Linked DNA regions of Mus musculus: region 1 is linked to region 2. Evidence: chromatin loops called from intact Hi-C (ENCODE). Cell type or tissue: heart. All regions are shown on one strand. Each heading gives the region's core, and the rest is flanking DNA. Links, peaks and the distances in the headings are about the cores only. Region 1 has its middle 12 kb from the start of Tmem106c. Region 2 has its middle 38 kb from the start of Rpap3.

The links. Hi-C counts contacts between places; a loop is a spot of excess contacts. Peaks named below come from ENCODE experiments on the same cell type or tissue, not always from the same donor. Only the 100,000 strongest peaks of a DNase experiment are listed, where the experiment ranks them.
Region 1: it touches region 2 in a loop (3-fold over the local background); 3 of 42 quality-filtered maps call a loop at or near these places.

Annotation. Positions count from the first base shown.
Region 1 is chr15:97,949,268-97,954,637 of GRCm38, reverse strand. No RefSeq gene overlaps it. Among named protein-coding and RNA genes, the nearest start is that of Tmem106c, 12 kb to the left of the region's middle. In heart, for the core only: no CTCF peak of the experiment used is centred there; a DNase peak (open chromatin) is centred at 2,017; H3K27ac peaks cover 425 bases; H3K27me3 peaks cover 3,390 bases.
Region 2 is chr15:97,665,431-97,670,800 of GRCm38, reverse strand. No RefSeq gene overlaps it. Among named protein-coding and RNA genes, the nearest start is that of Rpap3, 38 kb to the left of the region's middle. In heart, for the core only: a CTCF peak has its summit at 3,237 (motif pointing left); a DNase peak (open chromatin) is centred at 4,220; H3K27ac peaks cover 543 bases.

The DNA of each region.
Region 1 (5,370 bases), core at 133-5,132, 280 kb before region 2:
TATTTCCTGGGAAGAGGAGACAGAACCTCACGCAAGACCCAAGCTGTAACATCTTACGATTTTCTAGCTAGTTGACCAAGGGGACAGCTAGCAGATCTACAAATGTGAACTATACCCAGGGCAAGGGAGGTGCCGCCACTATGTGGGGCTTGGCAGAGGGGCCAGGGCTTAGCTTTAGGACCTTTCATTGCTGGCAATGAGGACCAAACTCTCTAAGGAGAATTGTGAGCAAACTAATCACGTGACTTTAAAGGCTGTCCCTTCCTCTCCTTCTAGATGATAGTCAGGATTCCCCGGTGTGCAGGGCTTCACAGCTGGCACTCTGGGGTAAGGTGTGGAAAAAAAAAAAGGCTGCCTGCATTGGTGAATTTTGGGGACTGTGCCTGAGGGCCAGAGGCAGGCTCCCTGGATTTCACCTCTCCAGAGAGGGAAAAAAAGCCAGGCATTTGGCTAGCTAATTTTACTAGTAAGTATTTCCTATCCCAGAATTCCTTTTCTCACTGTCAGGGGCAAACACAGTACTAGAAGCCCATCTGAGAGTCACCCAAAATGTACAGTGAACCCTTAATGTGTTGACTTCTGTCCAGGATAGTGAACTTCCAGGCTCAGTCAGCAAAGCTCTTGCCGACCCCCCCCCCCCCAACTCCGACCACCTTTTCCTGAGAGCAGCCAGGCAAACTGGATACACTCTGAGAAAGTGGACAGAGGAGGAGGAGGAGGCAGTGGCAAACCCAGGAGTGTGACGAGGCGTGCAGAAGCTCGAGCAGTAACTAGAGATGAAGGGCAGTGACGCACTGTGGGAGGGTTTTGTAAAGGAGAGTCCCTGTCTCATCCTCAGGTGTCCTCCACCGCTTCGTTCCACAGTGTGCGGTGGCTATCGGCTCCTTTGCATCCTCTGCCTAGGCCCTGGACAAGTGTCAGAGCCTTCTTGGCTGGATAATCTCTGACGTGACTAACTGTGCTAATTTAGTGGGCATTATGGGTCAGGCGCTGAGACAGGCGCTCCAACATGTCATCTTGTTCCATCTTCCCTGGGTGGCCTCTCCCCATCTAACAGACATGTGCGCCTGGTTCCCAGAGTGATGGGGCCACTCCGGCACACACGATTGTCATATAAGGACCACAGCATCTCCAGCATGTTTTCAGTCCCTTCCCCTTTGTCCAGTGGGTCTGGTGGTCTAGTCTTGTGTCCTTTTGTAACAAGGAAGTCTCATCACCTCCTCCTTCTCCATATGAGGCGGGGCCTTTGGTGGCCCCTCCCACCCCCAGTGTGAATCCAAATCCTACAGAGCCTGAGGTGGTTTCCTCCCACTCTGTCCTCTTCCCACTCACCACATGCTCCAACCACACAGCTTCCTGAACATGCCTGGGGCCAAATATTCTCTCCTCCAGGTCACCCTACCTCACCTCAACTGCCTAATTTCCCTATAGACCCCACACCCCAATGTTCTTTACACAGCTGTCAAAGCACAGCCCCTGTGGTTGACCAAATGTACCCCCTGCCCTCTTCCACACACATGCATGCTCACAATCTGCACATGCGCACACAGAGAGCACACACAGAAACACTCCCACTGTGCTCACACCAGGCACTGCCCAGTTAAGTGTTGCTGTTGTGACGTCGGGTCTGTCTGTGTTGGACCCTGTCCCTCTAGCTCCCGTGTCACTTGGTTAGCCAGCCAGGCTGTGTGTCCTGTTGGACTGGAAACTCTTTGAGGTCAGAGATGATTCCCAGAAGAGCCTGCCAGAGAATAGGACTGGGTAAGTCAGCGCTCATTGAGAGAGAGAGAGAGAGAGAGAGAGAGAGAGAACCTTGGAACACGGACAGTGACACACTTAAACACGGTGTCCCCATCACATGTCATGTTCCTGGGACCCACTGAACAGTAATTGAATGAAAGGTAGCCAAATCGAGAAGAGACGGGACTGAGGGCAGAGGGCAGTCCTGGAAGATTGATTGGACTCAAGACTGCCGCGCAAAGGAGCATACGCCATTCCTTGTTTCATCCACCAGAGGGCGCAGGAGGCTAGCAGACAGCGCCTCGTCTCAAGATGCAGACTGAGTACCCCTCCTCAGAAGGGTTTGGGGAAGCGGCACAGTGAGGGCGAGGAAGCCCACACAACACAGACTTTCCTGCAGCAGCGGGCCAGGGGCTGGCCTGATCTGTTCTGGCACAGTGGGGCAGGAAGGGATTTTGGTGCCTCTGGCAAAGTCACCTTGCAATAGGTAGATTCTTGAAGCCAGAGGCTACCGCTGAGATCTAGTCAGTCCAGGACTGGGAAAGGGCTTGAATTCCTTTACCCATGAGGTCATGAGCCATGGAGAGGTTATTTGCACAAAGCTTGGTAGGAGCCCACACACACACCTTGAGCTAGTTAAGGCCAACCCTGCCTGGGAGCCCTGACTCTCATTCTGAGCCTTGTGTTCGGCCCTGGGACCCAGTGGGGCACAGCACAATCCTTGCCCCCCAGGCAACAGACAGAACTCTGCCAGTGTTAGAATTGCAGGTTCAAGAGCTTGGAGACCCAAACATGAGTGCTGGCCCAGAAAACCCCAGCAGCTGCCAGGCCCTCACTGTCCTTAACCCTTTCCATGCCTCAGTAGGCTCTTGGGGAGCCCTGCTGAAATCATAAAGTAAGTTAACCCACAGAAGCCTTTTAGGGCCGTGCCTGTCATTCGGTGGACATTAAATAAAGGTCAATTATTTTTACTCTGCCAAGTCTTGGCCAACAGGTCCTTAGAAGCTTTCGTCTAAAGGTACCACATGGAGCTAACAGGTTAGTGTCTTGACATTTCTGCCATCGTTTTGGTGTTCGTCTTGGACATCCATTTAGCAGGGCGTTTGTGGCTAGCTCTCAGGTGTGCAAAAGGACACTGTTCATCCCGTGCTCCCGGAGCGTTTGGATCTGAAAGGGTTTGTGTCCAGAGGTGCTAGGGACCTCAGAAAGGTCACAGAGAAAGAAGAGGAAGGCAGAGAGGGAAAGTTTCTAACCCCCTGGCCCAGGATACCCTCCCAAGTCCTGAGGCTTAGAGCTGTGTGGCTAGTCTGCTGGCCCAACCATCCTAAACGAGACAAGTTGAGGCTGTAGGAGATGAAAAGAGCCCAGGACACCAGAGGTAGGGTTAAATGCCAGGGCTGTACTGCCATGGCTGGGTACCACCTGCCTGAGCATCTTTCTCAGATGAGTATCACGTATGGGTTCCGCACAGCTGGGAGGATTTCTCATGCTGGATGCCAGACATCGGATGATAGCCCTATGGGTTCCGTCTCTGCTTCATCTCTCTAAATCTGCCTGTGAGCAGAGGGTCAAAAGGCTCACTGTGTTTCCAGATGTGGCTGTTGTTTTCTCTACAAAATTCTAGGGAATGCTGCTGACCCTCTCCCAGGAACCATCTCACTCTGAAATCTCAGGCTGTTTATCCAGGAGGCTCTCAGTCTGTGCAGGGGTTGGGGTCAGGATTGGAGATAGCAAAACCTAAGGATGTTCCTGTCCCTTATGTGAAACGGTGTGGCCACTGCAAATAGCCCACGCAGATCCCGCGTGCATGTAACTATCTCTATATTATATGGTATATAATATATAATGAAATATAAGTGATTGTTCTACTGTATTGTTTGGGAAATAATAACAAGAACTTTGTTTCAAATGTGATCGGTCCTCACAAGGTTTTGCTCCTGTGTTGTGCATTGGTGTCCATGCACATGGGTGGGTGTGTTCGTGAATGACGGAGGGAGAAGTTGGTGTCTTTCTCCATCATTCTCCCAGGTCATCTTTAGAGATAGAGTCTCCATTGAACTTGTAGCTCACTGATTGGCTGGGCTGGCTGGCCAGTGAGCTCCAAGGGTTTGCCTGTCTCTGCCACACTAGGGGTTAAAATGAACCATTATGTTTAGAAGTGCCTAGGCCAGGGTCTCCTGGGCATGCCATCGTTAAAGGGTCTGCAACTCAGCCTAACTTTCTTGTTAAGCTCATTATTTTTTTATTCAGGTGGCTTGTCCTCCTTGGTCTGATCACAGGGCCTGGTACTGGATGGCATCTTTACTGGCTAATTGTGGAAGTAGGGATGGTTCTCTTGTCCTCTGCCCTGGCCTGGGTGCTTCCTGCACAGCCCTACAGGACGCCTGTCTCCAAGGCAGAGGCTGGTCCTCCCACAGACAGCCGAAGCCCATATGTAACTTTCCTTGGCAGCTCCCACGTTCCAGACTAACTTTAGGGTTTGTTTCCAGCTGCGGTTAGGTTTTTCTGTTTGAGAAATATTTTAAGCAGCTGGTGGGGAAGGGATGGAGAGGTGGGGAGGGAAAATAAATGAGCGTGTGAAAGGAAGATTGTCTGCATGGCTTGAGCTGCCCCTGCCCACAGCTCGGTCTCTGGTGGCAAAGGGAAGGGACGCTGGTGGCTTCAACGGCCGGGAGAAAGACTCTGTGCCCTCGGCAAGCACTTTGTAGGAATGCTTTCACCAAGGGCTTGAATCTTGAGTGTGTGAGAAATTAACACACAGGAGAAAGGTAGATGAGACTGAGGTTAGACACCAGGAAGAACTTCCGACTGTCAGAATAGAGTCCTCAAACCACGGGTATTTTACCCAAGACACTGTCTTTCTTTAGAACCCAACTTCCTTCTCTACCTGCATTCTGTAAAGGTCCAGACAGCCCCCTCTCCAGCCCTGCTCCTCATGCACCTTATAACATAAGACTTCCCCTTCTTCCCCATCCTCCTGCCCTCAGGCCCATCTGCTTCCTCTTCCCTCTTTACCCTGCTCTCCACTGCAGCCCTGAACTCTGGGGTTGTCTGAGGAGACCTCAGTCACTTCTCAGAGGCAGACTTCCTGAGCAGCCAAGGACCTGGATCAGAAGCCTTGGCCACTCTACAGGAAGAGGGTAGGCCCACTGCCCTTTGATGGCTCGGATGGATGGCAGAGACAGAGCCCCACAGAAAACCCAGGACGGGAGAGAAATTAAATCAGAGTTAAACAGAAGCCGAGTCAGAGAGAAACCGAGGGAAAGTCAGCCGTGGAGGAGGGAGTGGACAGTCACCAAGCAGGCCCTGGCTGGCCCACATGGACATTCCTGTGGCCTCTGATGGCAGGGTGGGCTCAGCCCTGAGGGCTCCCTGGTGCCAGTGTGGGGCCCCCAGCATGGGGGCTTGGGCCGGGGTGGTAGGAGGGCCTGCCCTCCACAACTTGGTTCTTCGAGCGGTGCCTCCACTTGGCCGGGGAGAGCCTGTTGGCCAGGGTGTAGCCTTTATGCAGGCCTAGCTTAGAAGCTGTGAGAAGCTGTGAATGGTGAGAGCTCCTCACAGTCTAGGGGAACCTAGTAAGAGAAGGCTGGCTCTAGGAGGAGGCAGAGAATCTCTGTCTGAGGACCCCTG
Region 2 (5,370 bases), core at 201-5,200:
TGAGCATGCCCCAGGGAGATTATCTTGGTTGCATTATTTGAGCCAGGAAGCTCCACCCACTGTCGGTTGCACCATTCCCAGCCTGGGCTCCTGGACTGCGGACATGGAGAAAGACCCATTGTCTTCTTTCTCAGATGTTTCTTCTGTCAAAGTCTTTTTTTATTAGGAAAGTAACTAGGATCCTGGGGAACTGTCGTGGGCTAGGCTGGATTGAAGACTGTCCAGAGGCCCTGATGATAGGACGTGGGCATCCTGCCATCAGCCAATCCAGGGTTGTGCCATGCAAGGCACACTATGGATGGATGCTAGGGCCTGGGGCGGGCAAGGACAGTAATCCAGGAACTGGCACTTGGCATTTTCCTCACGTGTGTGTATGTGACTGAATGTTGCAGACACTGAGGTGTGAAATGCTTTGTTTGCCATCCCATAATGTACCTTGCCAAAGTGGAATTTGGGATATTTTGAGCACCCTATAATTCTACCATCTGACATTCTTCACCCTCTGTTTGAGGAATAAAAGAACTGTACCGTTAATAAACTTGCTGGCCTGGGTCTTCAGCCCCTCAGCCCTCCTGACCCCAGCTTTTGACTCTTTCCCTTTGTTATCTCTTTATTTTCCATCCTGCCCCTCCCCCTCGGGACTTGCTCAGAGCCACAGTGTGGCTGGTCCAGGTTCCTGGGCATGGAGAAGTTCTCACACATTTTGGTGAGCGAGGCCGCATTCAGGTTGTAGGGTGTGCTGGCTGCTTTTATGTCAGCTCGACACAGCCCAGAGTCATCAGAGAGGAGGGAGCCTCAGCTGAGAAAATGGCTCCATGGGATCCAGCTGTAGGGCATTTTCTCAATTGGTGATCAATGGGAGAGGGCCCAGTCCACTGTAGCTGGGGAAACCCCTGGGCTGAGGGGTCCTGGGTTCTATCAGAAAGCAGGCTGAGCAAGCCATGAGGAGCAAGCCAGTAAGCAGCACCCTCCATGGCCTCTGCATCAGTCCCTGCCTCCAGGTTCCTGCCCTGTGTGAGCTTGTGTCCTGGCTTCCCTTGATGATGGCCAACTATGAGAACGTGTGAGCGGAATAAACTCTTTCCTCCCCTGCTCCCTTTAGAAGCCCTAACTAAGACAAGCTAATACCAGCATAGTGGGGTTTTGCTGCGGCAGACCTGCTTTTGGAAGGACTGTAGAAGTCTCCTTTGGGAGGGGGTTTTATGATCCTGTTCTGGATTTTAGGGTCCGTCTCTGGAGCTGATGGTCTTATCACCTAATTTCTGGGACTTACAGTTTGTTCCTGGAGCTGGTGCCTTACGGCCTTTTTTTTTTTTTTTCAAAATCAGGCCTGGTCTTTAAATGTAGAGGCTTTAAGTGCATGGATTGAATGCTTATATCCACCTCAGATCTGTACATTAAAACCCCAGAGCCTCAGTGTGTAGCATTTGGAGATGGAGCCTCTGGGAGATGGATGATCTGTCACAAGGCTAGATTGATGAGACTAGTGCTCTTAGGACAGGAGAAGAGGAGAGGAGAGGAGAGGAGAGGGGAGGGGAGGGGAGGGGAGGGGAGGGGAGAGGAGGAGAGGGGAGAAGAGGGGAGGGGAGAGGAGGGGAGAGGAGAGGAGAGGAGAGAGGAGAGGAGAGGAGAGGAGAGGAGAGGAGAGGGGAGGAGGGGAGAGGAGGGAAGAGGAGAGGAGAGGAGAGGAGAGGAGGGGAGAGGGGAGGAGGGGAGGGGAGGGGAGAGGAGAGGAGAGGGGAGAGGAGGGGAGGGGAGAGGAGAGAGGAGAGTGGAGGGGAGGAGGGGAGAGGAGAGGAGAGGAGAGGAGGGGAGAGGAGAGGAGGGGAGAGGAGAGGAGGGGAGAGGAGGGGAGAGGGGAGGGGAGGGGAGGGGAGGGGAGGGGAGGGCAGGGGGAGGGGAGGGGAGGGGAGGAGAGGAGAGGAGAGGAGAGGGCTTCCTCTTCCTCTCTTGAGCTTACCCTCTCCCTCTACACTGCGGGAATGCAGCAAGATGGTTGCCTGCAGTCAGAGGGACCTGCATCAGGCATGGGGTCACAGCATCTGGGACCAGAGGAGAGGGACCCTGTAGTCTCCCCTCCCCCAGCCTGAAACCTGCTTGCTCGGGGGTGGAGCTTCCTGCTCAATCTTTCTGCCACGCCCACCGCTGGAACCTGCCGCTTTGCTACTGGACCCCGAGATTATTTGGCGGGAATTGGGCCCCCTTCCCCTGCTTCATAACTGCGTGCAGAACAGTAAAATTGAGCTTTGATCAGAATGCCTGTCTAAGCTGCATTTCTTTCTCTCGCCGCCTAGCCCCTCTTCTCTTCCAGGTTTCCAAAATGCCTTTCCAGGCTAGAACCCAGGTTGTGATCTACTGGCCAGACACAACAGGACCCTCACCAGGCACCAGATTGGAGCATTAGTGACCAATAGGACCTTCACCAGGCACGGGGTCACAGCATCTATGACCAGAGGGACCTTCACCAATCACGGGGCCCATGGTAGTATCAGTGACCAGATGGACCTTCCCCAAGCACCGCGTCTACAGTATCACGATCTTTTCTTTTCAGCCCCCAGAACAGAATGCTTGCTTCTAAGCCGCTTAATTGTTTATTATTTTTAAAGCAAACCTGAGCAAAGGCGAGTGGGGACTAGGAAGAATCTGCTCTCTGTGTGGTTATGAGGTTATGCAGAAAGTGGCTTCCACAGGGCAGTGCTTAGTTAGATATTCACGAAACAAGAGAACAATGAAGGAATCCAAATGCCGTGGAATGGGGTCTCCAGACGGAGAGCCTTTGAACGTGCACAAAGCCCTTGCCTGAACATTAAAGACCTTTTCTCATTGTTAAGGAGTATTAGTTCAATTCTCTTGTATAAGATCATGTTCAGAGAGCCACTCCTCTCAAACGTGTTTTGAACACTGAGTGAGAAAGAACACGATTTGCATTTCTGTTTCTCGGTAGAGCTCTCTTTTGTGGGTCACACCACTTCAAATGGACTTAATCATAACGTGTTATTGCTCCAACCGTGTGTTAGTCACTGGACCCGGAGCTTTGCATATAATGTTTAAACTCAGAAAATAAGAGGAGAACAGGTTGTCCTGGGGGTCATGCAGAGGCTACCACGATTTAGACGTCTATGTTCTTTCTTCTGTTTCACTCGGTGACAAAAGCTGACCTTGAGAACACAAAGACACAACAGCTAGAGTTTCCCAGGCTGGCTGTTGGCGTTCTGTTGGCATTACTGCCACCTGCTGGCCATTCAGAAAATAGCAGCACATTTTGTCCACATTTGTTAGCAACCATGAAAGTGAATTTAATTTCTTAGTAAGATGGACTGCTGAATTTGTAAGTCTTTAGTGTGTTGCATTAGTCAGAATGAATACACACACACACACACATGTGCGCGTGTGTGCGTGTGCATGTGCACGCACATGCATGTATATACATATATGTATATTGGAGTCCTGGAGGATCTGAAGAGCTGCTGGCTTTCAGTCTGTGTTGAGAACCTAAAGAAGTTGGATTGAATGCCAGCAGCAACAAGATAGATGAGCTTGCCCAGGAGAGCAAAGTTTCCTTCTTCTGTGTCCTTTATGCAGGCTGCCACCAGAATTGTAGCTCAGATTCAGGGTGGGCCTTTCTGCTTCAAATAATCTGATTAAGAAAATTCCTCATGGGCTGGAGAGATGGCTCAGCAGTTAAGAGCGCTGACTGCTCTTCCTAAGATCCTGAGTTCAAGTCCCAGCAACCACATGGTGGCTCACAACCATCTGTAATGAGATCTGACTCCCTCTTCTGGAGTGTCTGAAGGCAGCTACAGTGTACTTACATATAAATAAATAAATAAATAAATAAATAAATAAATAAATAAATATTAAAAAAAAAAAAAGAAGAAAATTCCTCACAAGAATGCCGGTAGCCTGGGTTTTGGCTGATTCTAGGTACAGTCAAGTTGACAAACAAGATTAGTATCAGATATAAATAGTAAAAATTAGGATATGACTTTTGAATGTGTTATTCAGAAAAAGGACAAAGTGAGTCCCGGGTAGGGTGGGGTGGGGGTGGACATTGGGGGCTGTGACAGAAACAGCTCGTTCTCTCATTTACACAAGAGGCATCTCACAGAGGCTGCATCCGTGTACATCCATCACGATGGTGGTACAGCTAACATCCGTGCCAGCCATGATGGCGGTACAGCTAAAAAGCCAGCACACAGAGAGGGCTGTGGGACTCACCCTGCCCTTGGGCCATAGGCAGGTCAGACAGAGAAGCTGAGTTCCTGGTGCCTTGCCCAGACAGGCGCACAGCTCGAGGCTCACGACCAGTGTCCAGTCGTGGCTAGGCTGGCACGCTGTCTGCCCACCCCAAAGTAGATGTGTATCAGGTCTTTCCAGAGACTTGGAGGGTGTTTTGAAGAAGCAAACCCCCAATATATTTCAGTACATACCTCCACCCCAACCCCCGGTTTAAAATAAACATCATAGTGGACTTTGAAAAGGAAGAAATATCCTGAAAATACAGGTGGGAAGGAGCCGGTGAAAAGGCTCCTTTTTAACGGCGCTGAAGGTGGTGCGGTTGGACAGTGGCTAAATGTCTCTGGTGACTGTCGGGCTGTTAATATGCTGGAGGGCAGTGATGGCACAAGCCTTTAATCCCAGCACTTGGGAGGCTGAGGCCGAGGAAATTCCACGTCCTTAACAATGGGAGAATCTTGAAAAGACAAAGCCCTGAAAGAGAAAGAAGGCAGGAAGTGGGTCTGACGTGCGCCAACCGAGTTTCGGGTTTTGTTTTGTTTCTTTTTTCTTTTTCGAGGCAGTGCGTACGGGAAATTTTATTTTGCCCTTACGTACACACTCTATCACGTTTCAACCTCAAAACCCCGGATAATAACCCTAACACCTCAGTCCCAAGGCTCAAAGCGGACATGGCCAAGTCAGCTCCACCTGTACAATACATGCGTGGAACCCATGTATTCCACATCGTCTCTCAGAGCGTGATTTGTCACTGCACGTCGAGGCACCAGGAGAAAGCTATCACGAATTAACTTTTCAGCACACTAACTGTTAATCAGAGAATTTGTTACAGGTCAATGAAACTAATTGACAACGACCCAAACTCAGGACTAAGGTTTTCATACTATAGTGATAGACACTGGGATTTAATTACACTCTCCTTTACATGTGCTATTATGAAACCAAAGAGTCTTAATTTCGTTAATTAAATTACACTTCATAGATCTGGTGATGATTTGAGTAAATCCAGAACTGCGCCCTTTAAACAGCTGCACTGTTAGCTTCTGGCCAGGAGGTGGCGCTGTGCTTTTCATTTAAGCCCATCGTGACGTTTCAAGCTGGTTGGTTTACCCCATAAACTCTTAAGTACATAGG